Linked DNA regions of Homo sapiens: region 1 is linked to region 2. A link is an interaction called in ENCODE POLR2A ChIA-PET data of the cell type or tissue named here. Cell type or tissue: A673. All regions are shown on one strand. Region 1 overlaps HCN1 (hyperpolarization activated cyclic nucleotide gated potassium channel 1). Region 2 overlaps HCN1 (hyperpolarization activated cyclic nucleotide gated potassium channel 1).

Region 1 (4,000 bases), 130 kb after region 2:
TTTAAAGATTGAAAGGGACAATTTGGAATGGTCTGGTGAATTTTTAAAGACAGATAGAAGCAGAAAAATTGTGGTTTTACCCTTCTTAGCTTTGATATTTTTATGTTATTTTTGTTACAATCACAAAACAGAACCCCTTTAATCTGTTTATGTCACATGGGCTAACACGCGGCTACCTGAGATTGTTTCCTACCTACGTAACATATCTGTAATATCAGTAATATCCATTAGGTATTTTAACTTGCCAAAGACAAGTAGTACAAATATATATTCTATATAAGTTTACCAACAGTATTATGTAAAGCTGATTTTATGCAAGCTGAAGGAGTTACAATGGAAATGAAAGACACAGATAAAGAAGAGGAAAGGGAGAGAAGTTAAGGAGTAGAAAGTGTAAACCTTAATTTCAAAAATTCACATATACAACAAAATCAAACAATCATGTTACAAACATGTTTATGATTAGTAGGAACCAGATGAGAGCTTTGTATTATAACTTCTGTCAATTGGAGCCAAAGCTTCACAAAAAGATTTGCCTATTTGGTATATTGTATTCAAATGTGAGCACCTTGTTTTATGAAGAATATTTTTAATCTGATGTAAGCCATTTTCAGTTATTGATTGATTCACTTATTTCCTTTTTTTTTTTTTTCTGAGACAGAGTCTCACTCCATCACCGAGGCTGTAGTGCAGTGGCACGATCTCAGCTCACTGCAACCTCCATATCTTGGTTTCAAATGATTCTCCTGCCTCAGCCTCCCAAGTAGCTGGAGTTTCAGGCGCCTGCCAACATACCCACTAATTTTTTGTATTTTTAGTAGAGACAGGGTTTCACCATGTTGGCCAGGCTGGTCTTAAACTCCTGACCTCAAGTGATCTGCCCCCCTCGGCCTCCCAACATTCCATATTTCTTGAAACAAATAATATATGACAATGTTTGGTAAGTGATGACATTGCAAAAGCAATCATTGCACTTCCTTTAAAGACCTTATAGTTTAGTATAAAGATTATAAACAAGTAAGTCCAATAATGTAGGAACTAAGATGCAAGATGATCAAGATACAGAGGAAGCACAAAGATAAATTTTCCCTGGGACAATTAAGAAAGAGTATTAGTGGATGTGAAACCATCTTCCTCAAGACACAGTCTAAGGAATTTGTATGATTAGTTTATGAACAAATTGTTTATGAGATGGTGAAAGATGATAGTTATATATCACAAATTTGGAGAGCTACTTGATGTGTGAAGCATTACTTTTATTTGCTTCTAGCAGGTACCATCAAAATCATAAGGAAAAATTAGAATACAAGGAAATGGGGAAAAAGGAAGGAAATTAATGTTTTACGAGTACCCACAATGTGCCAGGCTTGTGGTGGCACTCTTTATAGGCACTGTTTTATAGGCACTCTTTTACAGGCACTGTTTTAGTTAACCACATAACAGCTTTGTCAATGAATAACTTTGCTAACACATAGCTTGTCTGAAGAGTTGCTACTAGGTCAACATTCAGAGGCCCACGTGATCACTCTAATTTATATGTTTTAAGAGAGATGATTTGATTGAACTTGGAGCTAAGATTTGTTTGATAAAACAATAACTTTATTTGATCTAAATAACCATAAATAACAGGGCATGAGTAGTAGAAGAGGACACAAATAATTGTGCAATTAGGAATGTATCTATGTGAGTTGAAATGACTAGTTATACCCTTAGTAAAATGAAAAATTGGGTATTCTGGTTATTAGAATATTATAATATGTAATCTATACATGAATAATACCTTCTTTATATCTATATTTAGAAATTTGTTGTATTCAATCTCTTTTTCAGAAGATTGTACAAAATGTGAAATGCATTAAAGTACTGTACTAAGAAATCAATCAAATACTAAAAAATTTGCACCTATTTAATGTTCTTTCCTAGTCTAAACTTCTTTCGATTTCTATTCAAATCTATTTGATACCCAGAGTACTTCTACCAGCCAAACATGATACGCAAAATGATTTAAGCCAGATGTTATCATTTCCTGTGCCATACAGAGGCAGTGTTTTACTAGTTCACTAATATAAATACAGAAAGTCTACAAAGACAAAAAGAAAGCAAAAAAGTGATATTTTCTGTTACATGTTATTATAACACAGTGAATTAGAAATCTAAATAATTTATAGGAAATTAGTATTTTGATGCACAGCAGAGAATTACTTTTATTTCATGGTATCAGTTACTAAAGAAGGAAGCAGCTTTTGTTTAGGTTACTATGAGAAGCTAAGTACAGTTTTGCCCAAAATTCTAGAAGCTCAGGTTAAGCACATTACTTTAGAAATTTCTGTCATGAGTTCCTGATTAGCTCTGTGTCACAGCAATGTCAAGTTCAGTTTTAGAGGTCAGGAAAATATTTCTGAGTTGCAAAACGTTTGAAGCCATTTGCCCTACCTTATAAAAATGACTGTTTATGTAGGTGACAGTAATGTCAGGTGGACTTAAATGTTTATAATCAGGGTTAACTAATGCCAGCAAAAATAGCATTGAGAAGTTGATATATCTCATACCTTAAGGATTATTAAAGGTATACAAATAATGTGCTAGGCCAAATCTAGTCTCCCAGGCCACACTCTTTCTGACACTGAAATTGGAAACAGAGTTGTCTATGTTCCTATACAGGATGCATTACCAATAGTTTTCATCTTAACTAGGTGAAATAACTACTTAGCCATTCATAAACGCCCTATAAAGAAAACCAGGAAAATTCTACCGAATTAAAATTAATACGCTAAGTCCCCATTACTTTTACAATTTATTATAATATGTAAATACGCATCCAGATGAAGGGACCTATTACCCAAGTAAATTTGCACTAAGATTCTTAAAACAGTTATTACACCACTGGGAAGTTCTTAGTTGAGCTCTCAGAGAGTATACAAACAAGAAAAAAGCAGAAAGGCTGGAACAGACAGATTCTAGAAAGTATGCCAAGACAATCTTTAAAAAGCTTGCATCTGTAAACTGCACTGAATCTGTTCTTTGGGAGTCCAATTTTATTTTATTTTGTATTTAACTTTATTTGCTTTATGAAATCAACATGCATATCTATAAGCAGGTTAATTTTCTTCCTGATGAGTAAAGGCATGTCTACATTGAAAAAAAAATGACCAAATCTTCCAGATAGTTTTCTTTATTATAAACATTGCACAAAACCTCAGAGATATGTTATGTTCCTCAAAGAAAGTACGTAAAACATTTGGCAAGTTCTATGACCAAGGGAAGATGCCTAACAGGTGAACCAATATTATCCAAAACTTAAGAAGATAACTTAGTGTGGGTTTTATGTTTATTCACTGTAATTGGGGTATGCATAAGCATTTTTAAATCATTTTGCCTGGGCTGGAAACTCAATGTAGCAGGCACTATAAGGGATATTATAAGGTAACTATATGGTTTCTGTCTTTAAAATGTCTTAAACCAGCTAGGTTGATAAAGCCATTATTTAGGAAACAGAAATTCAGTAGAATAAAATAAAATGAAATAGTGATAAACTAATACATACATAATTTCTAAGGTACCTAAAGGATAGTATGAGCTACAGATGACTAATTTTTTTCTATATATATCCTTTATTTAAACACCCCCCATCCCCGCCAAAGACACATATACACACAGATATGGCAAATACACCAAAACTCTGTAACACCTAACAAAGGGCTGTGTTTACTCAATAAGTAGATTTTCAAAATAGCTTAATATTGTATCAAGAGAAAATTAATCTGGACATTCAATTCATGAAATCTAAGCCTCTTTGATCAGAAAGTTTACTCTTTTTTCGTTGCTAAGGGTGTGCCATTTCTTAATTCTGTTATTCATACTAGAAACAGAGTATGGAGGCTTTAAAAGAAGAGATTATTTTAAGTGTTTTTCATACTTCTTAATGACTATTTCTCCTCTCATGAATAACCTTCAGTTGTTCTTTTTCTCACTAAGAAATTATTGAGGACATGCAGCAAGG
Region 2 (4,000 bases):
AATTTTAAACATAAGCTGGTCATGTTGGTGCACGTGTATAGTCCTAGCTACTCAGGAGGTTGAAGCAGGAGGGTCACTTGAGCCTAGAAGTTCCAGCTGCAGTGAACTATAGTTGTGCCAATGTACTCCAGCCTAGGGAAGAGAGCAAGACCCTGTCTCGAAATAATTAATTAATTGATTAATTAAGTCAAAAGTCATTCTATGCCCAGGGTTGGCATCCTTAACGCCTGCATTGTTCAAAGACCAACTGTTTACAGATAATAAAATTATGGTGTATTCAAGTAAACACACTCTTTTTGACACTGATGACCTGTTATACTTCTTATGACTGCAAATGAATTATGCTACACTATATTCTTTTCCTTAAGAACTTTTAAATGCAACTTTCTATCTGATTGGCATTTCCAAAATTGATAAAAATGATATGTTTATGCAATGACTGCAGGAAAAAAATAGACATGCTGATCAACATTCTGTAGCCTAGCTCTAAAGAATTTATACTCTACTCATGGCTTTCTAATTTCACCTCTTTATTATCCATTAATTCTTCAATATTTTAGCAGTTGGTTTGTGCACTTCAGAGTCTCTGAGTGCCATATTTTAGATTTTCCTAAGATTTTACCTACTTCAACACGTTTATACTTGTATTTGCTTGCAAATAATAAAGAAAAATTAATTCTGATATTCAATAATGGAAAGTTTTGGCCCCCTAAATTAAATAAATTTCAGCTCATGTGAAAGCTAGTGGACTGGAGAGCTTTTGTTCCCATGGCAGGCTACTGAGTGGCTAAGTTTGAATTGGATATATTATGTCAGGAGGTCTAGGACACTGGAGAATAAATATTCCTTTTTCTTTCTTTTTCCTTTTTTTTTTTTTTTTTTTTTTTTTTTTGCAAATAGCCCTTCATCCTGACTCCCTAAATTTAGTAACAATATGGACAGGATGACTAGAAAGTATTTTCATTCAAGCCTATAGAAAGCTCAAAATGCATTATTACTAAGAGAAAGTTCTCAGGTGGAATAAGCAAAGGTACTTACTATGTTCCCATTAATTTGACTCAATATCTTTTCCTCAAAAAAAAAAAAATTATTTTCAGTGATGCCTAAGTGAAGTGATTAACTAAATGAACACTTTTAATAACAAAAACATAATCTAAAAGGAACAATTTGTTGGTACATTGTTACCTAAAATGAAAACAAGATAAACCTCAGTTGAAACAGTTCCCTTATATTTTATTTGCTTATTGTCTGTGGGATTCAGATTATATGAAACTGGGTATATTTGGACTGTATGGTAAAACACTTTGAGTATACAGTCTCCCATTCGCATATAATATCATATTAGTAATGTACACTAAAATATAATACAGTCATCTTTACAAGGTGAAAAAGGAATAGCCATGTAACACAAGAAAAAAGGCAGAATGGGATTACAAACATTCCTAGATTTTCACAAAACTTTCTCAGATGATAGCCTAAATCTCCCATTCAAGCCATCATTCAATGGTAGTAGATTAAAATAAGGCAAACAGGATGCCCGAAGTGGGGCAAAAAAACCTATGACTTTTGTAGGCTTATAAAAATGAGAGCAGTGTAATGTAATAATACTGTGGTCCTTAGAAGGAGACTGCATGGGTTGAAAACACTGAATCTTCCACTTACAAAATTTTAACCCTGGGCAAGTCGCTTAGGTTCTCTGCTTCAGTGTCATTATTTGTCAAATGATGGTAAGAATAGTACTCATGATTAAACTAGTTTAACATAATAATTGGTGCTTTGAACAGTTTAGAACCATGTACCTGATTTATAATATACTGCTTATAAGGATAACATTTTGTGTGTGTTTTATCACAGTCAATCTATTTTTTCTCCTTGAGCCCTGATATGGTTTGGCTGTGTCCCCACCAAAATCTCATCTTGAATTGTAGTTCTCATAATCCCCACATGCTGTGAGAGGAACCCGGTGGGAGGTGATTGAATCATGGTGGGGGAGTTATCCCCATGCTGCTGTTCTCATGATAGTGAGTGAGTTCTCACTAGATCTGATGGTTTTATAAGGGACCTTTTTCCCTTTTGCTTGGCATTTCTCTTTCCTGCCACCCTGTGAAGAAAGGCGTGTTTGCTTCCCCTTCTGCCATGGTTATGTTTCCTGAGGCATCCCCGGCCATGCTGAACTGAGTCAATTAAACCACTTTCCTTTATAAATTACCTAGTCTCAGGTATATCTTTATTAGCAGCCTGAGAATGGACTAATACAAGCCCTTTGTTCCTGGGATTTTAATGATATGTAGGTATGATGGAGGAGGGGTTAGGATGTCATTCCTCTACTTGGAATTCTTTCAACACCAGCCTCAGAATCTGCTACTTAAATGCTCACTTTCCTTTGTTATGGTTCACTTGGCCCTTGCAAACACAAGCAATGTGTGTAGACAAAATTCAGTGTCTAAAGAAAGCAATATTGGCCTTGTAGAGTAACAGAGAAGATCCTTATGCCTAATCATTCACTCTTCATGAAGAATAGCCTAAGGACCAGATACAGTGGCTTATGCCTGTAGTCTCAGCTACTCAGAAGGCTGATATGGGATTGCTGGAGCCCAGGAATTTGAGGTTACAGCTCAAATTCTATGAGCTATGGTTATGCCACTGGACTCCAGCTTGCATAAAAGAGTGAGACAAAAGAAAGAAAAGAAAAGGAGGGAGGGAGGGAGGGAAGGAAGTAGAGGAAGGAAGGAAGGAAGGAAGGAAGGAAGGAAGGAAGGAAGGAAGGAAGGAGGAAAGAAAGGAAAGAAAGGAAAGGAAAGGAAGAAAGAAGGAAAGAAAGAGGAAGGGGGAGAGAGAGAGAGAAAGCCTATATTTCATTAATCCTTCTGAATTTTCCATGAATCCCTAATATTCTACATTCTGTAGATACTGTCTTCTCAAAATTGTTATTGTTGTTGCTTTATACTTTTATATTATTTAAGTTCTCATTTCACTTCTCATAAACTTGTAATAACATTTATACTGACTTCTGTATTTGGTCCTTATTACATCCTTCCTCTACCTCAGGATTTTTCAGCCTCACCACAGCTAATATTTTGGACCTCCCAATTTTTTGTTGTGAGGCAGGAGAGGGAGTCTCCTCTGAACTGCAGAATTTTTAACAGCATCACTGGCCTCTACCCTTTAGATATTAATAGCACCTCTGCCAGTTGTGAAAACTAAAATGTCTGCTGATGTTGTATGTTGCCATGTCTCCTAAGTGGTAAAATCATCCTTAGTTAAGAACCAGCACTCTGCAATTCTGCCTGATCAATCTTCCTAAAATACGGTTTAGATCATATCATTCTCTGCTCACAAGTTTTCATTGGCTTCCCGTTTTGTACTGAAAATGTTTAAGGACTCAGACTCTGGTCATCACTGTGTTGCCTGGTATGTTCCCTATTCTGTCATATTTCTGGTATGCTCCTCATTCCCTCCTGTTTCTTCTCTACAATTTAGACTGGCTAAAATTTTATATATGTACACACACATACTATGGGGTTTGGTAACTTTTCTCAGCCTCCAAATACTCCTACTCCCCATCAAACTTCGTGTTTTAGATTTTTACCTGCATGACCCATGGTCTTACTCAAATTCCCTCACACAGTAGTTCAGTTTAAACCCCTGTTGGAATTGAGATGGTCCTTGTTTTTTAAACAAGGACCTTGTTTAATTAAACCTTGTTTAATTAAAACTCAGTATAAAAGTGGCTAAACAGAGCAGTGAAACAAAATATTGAGCCCAGACACAAATACCATTTTTATAGAGACAATATATAATAAAAGAGATATATTTCTCTATATGGAGACCTGTTGATTTACTAAAAGTTATATACTGGCACAAAAGACATTCCATTAATTTAGAATAAAGAAAATGTGAACTTTTCTATATCCAAAAAAAAAAAAAACCTTTCTCTAGGTAATACGTGTAAGTATAAGTAAATATAAAAAATAAAATAATCTGAAAAAACATTCAGGAC

What was found. Peaks named below come from ENCODE experiments on the same cell type or tissue, not always from the same donor. Only the 100,000 strongest peaks of a DNase experiment are listed, where the experiment ranks them.
Region 1: POLR2A ChIA-PET joins it to region 2 with 21 read pairs; 1 of 35 experiments calls an interaction of 5 or more read pairs at or near these places.

Annotation. Positions count from the first base shown.
Region 1 is chr5:45,271,900-45,275,899 of GRCh38, reverse strand. All of the region lies in intron 6 of HCN1 (hyperpolarization activated cyclic nucleotide gated potassium channel 1), which reads left to right. Among named protein-coding and RNA genes, the nearest start is that of HCN1, 420 kb to the left of the region's middle. In A673, no CTCF peak of the experiment used is centred here; a DNase peak (open chromatin) is centred at 2,029; H3K4me3 peaks cover 474 bases.
Region 2 is chr5:45,401,586-45,405,585 of GRCh38, reverse strand. All of the region lies in intron 3 of HCN1 (hyperpolarization activated cyclic nucleotide gated potassium channel 1), which reads left to right. Among named protein-coding and RNA genes, the nearest start is that of HCN1, 290 kb to the left of the region's middle. In A673, no CTCF peak of the experiment used is centred here; DNase peaks (open chromatin) are centred at 1,985 and 2,605; H3K27ac peaks cover 1,060 bases.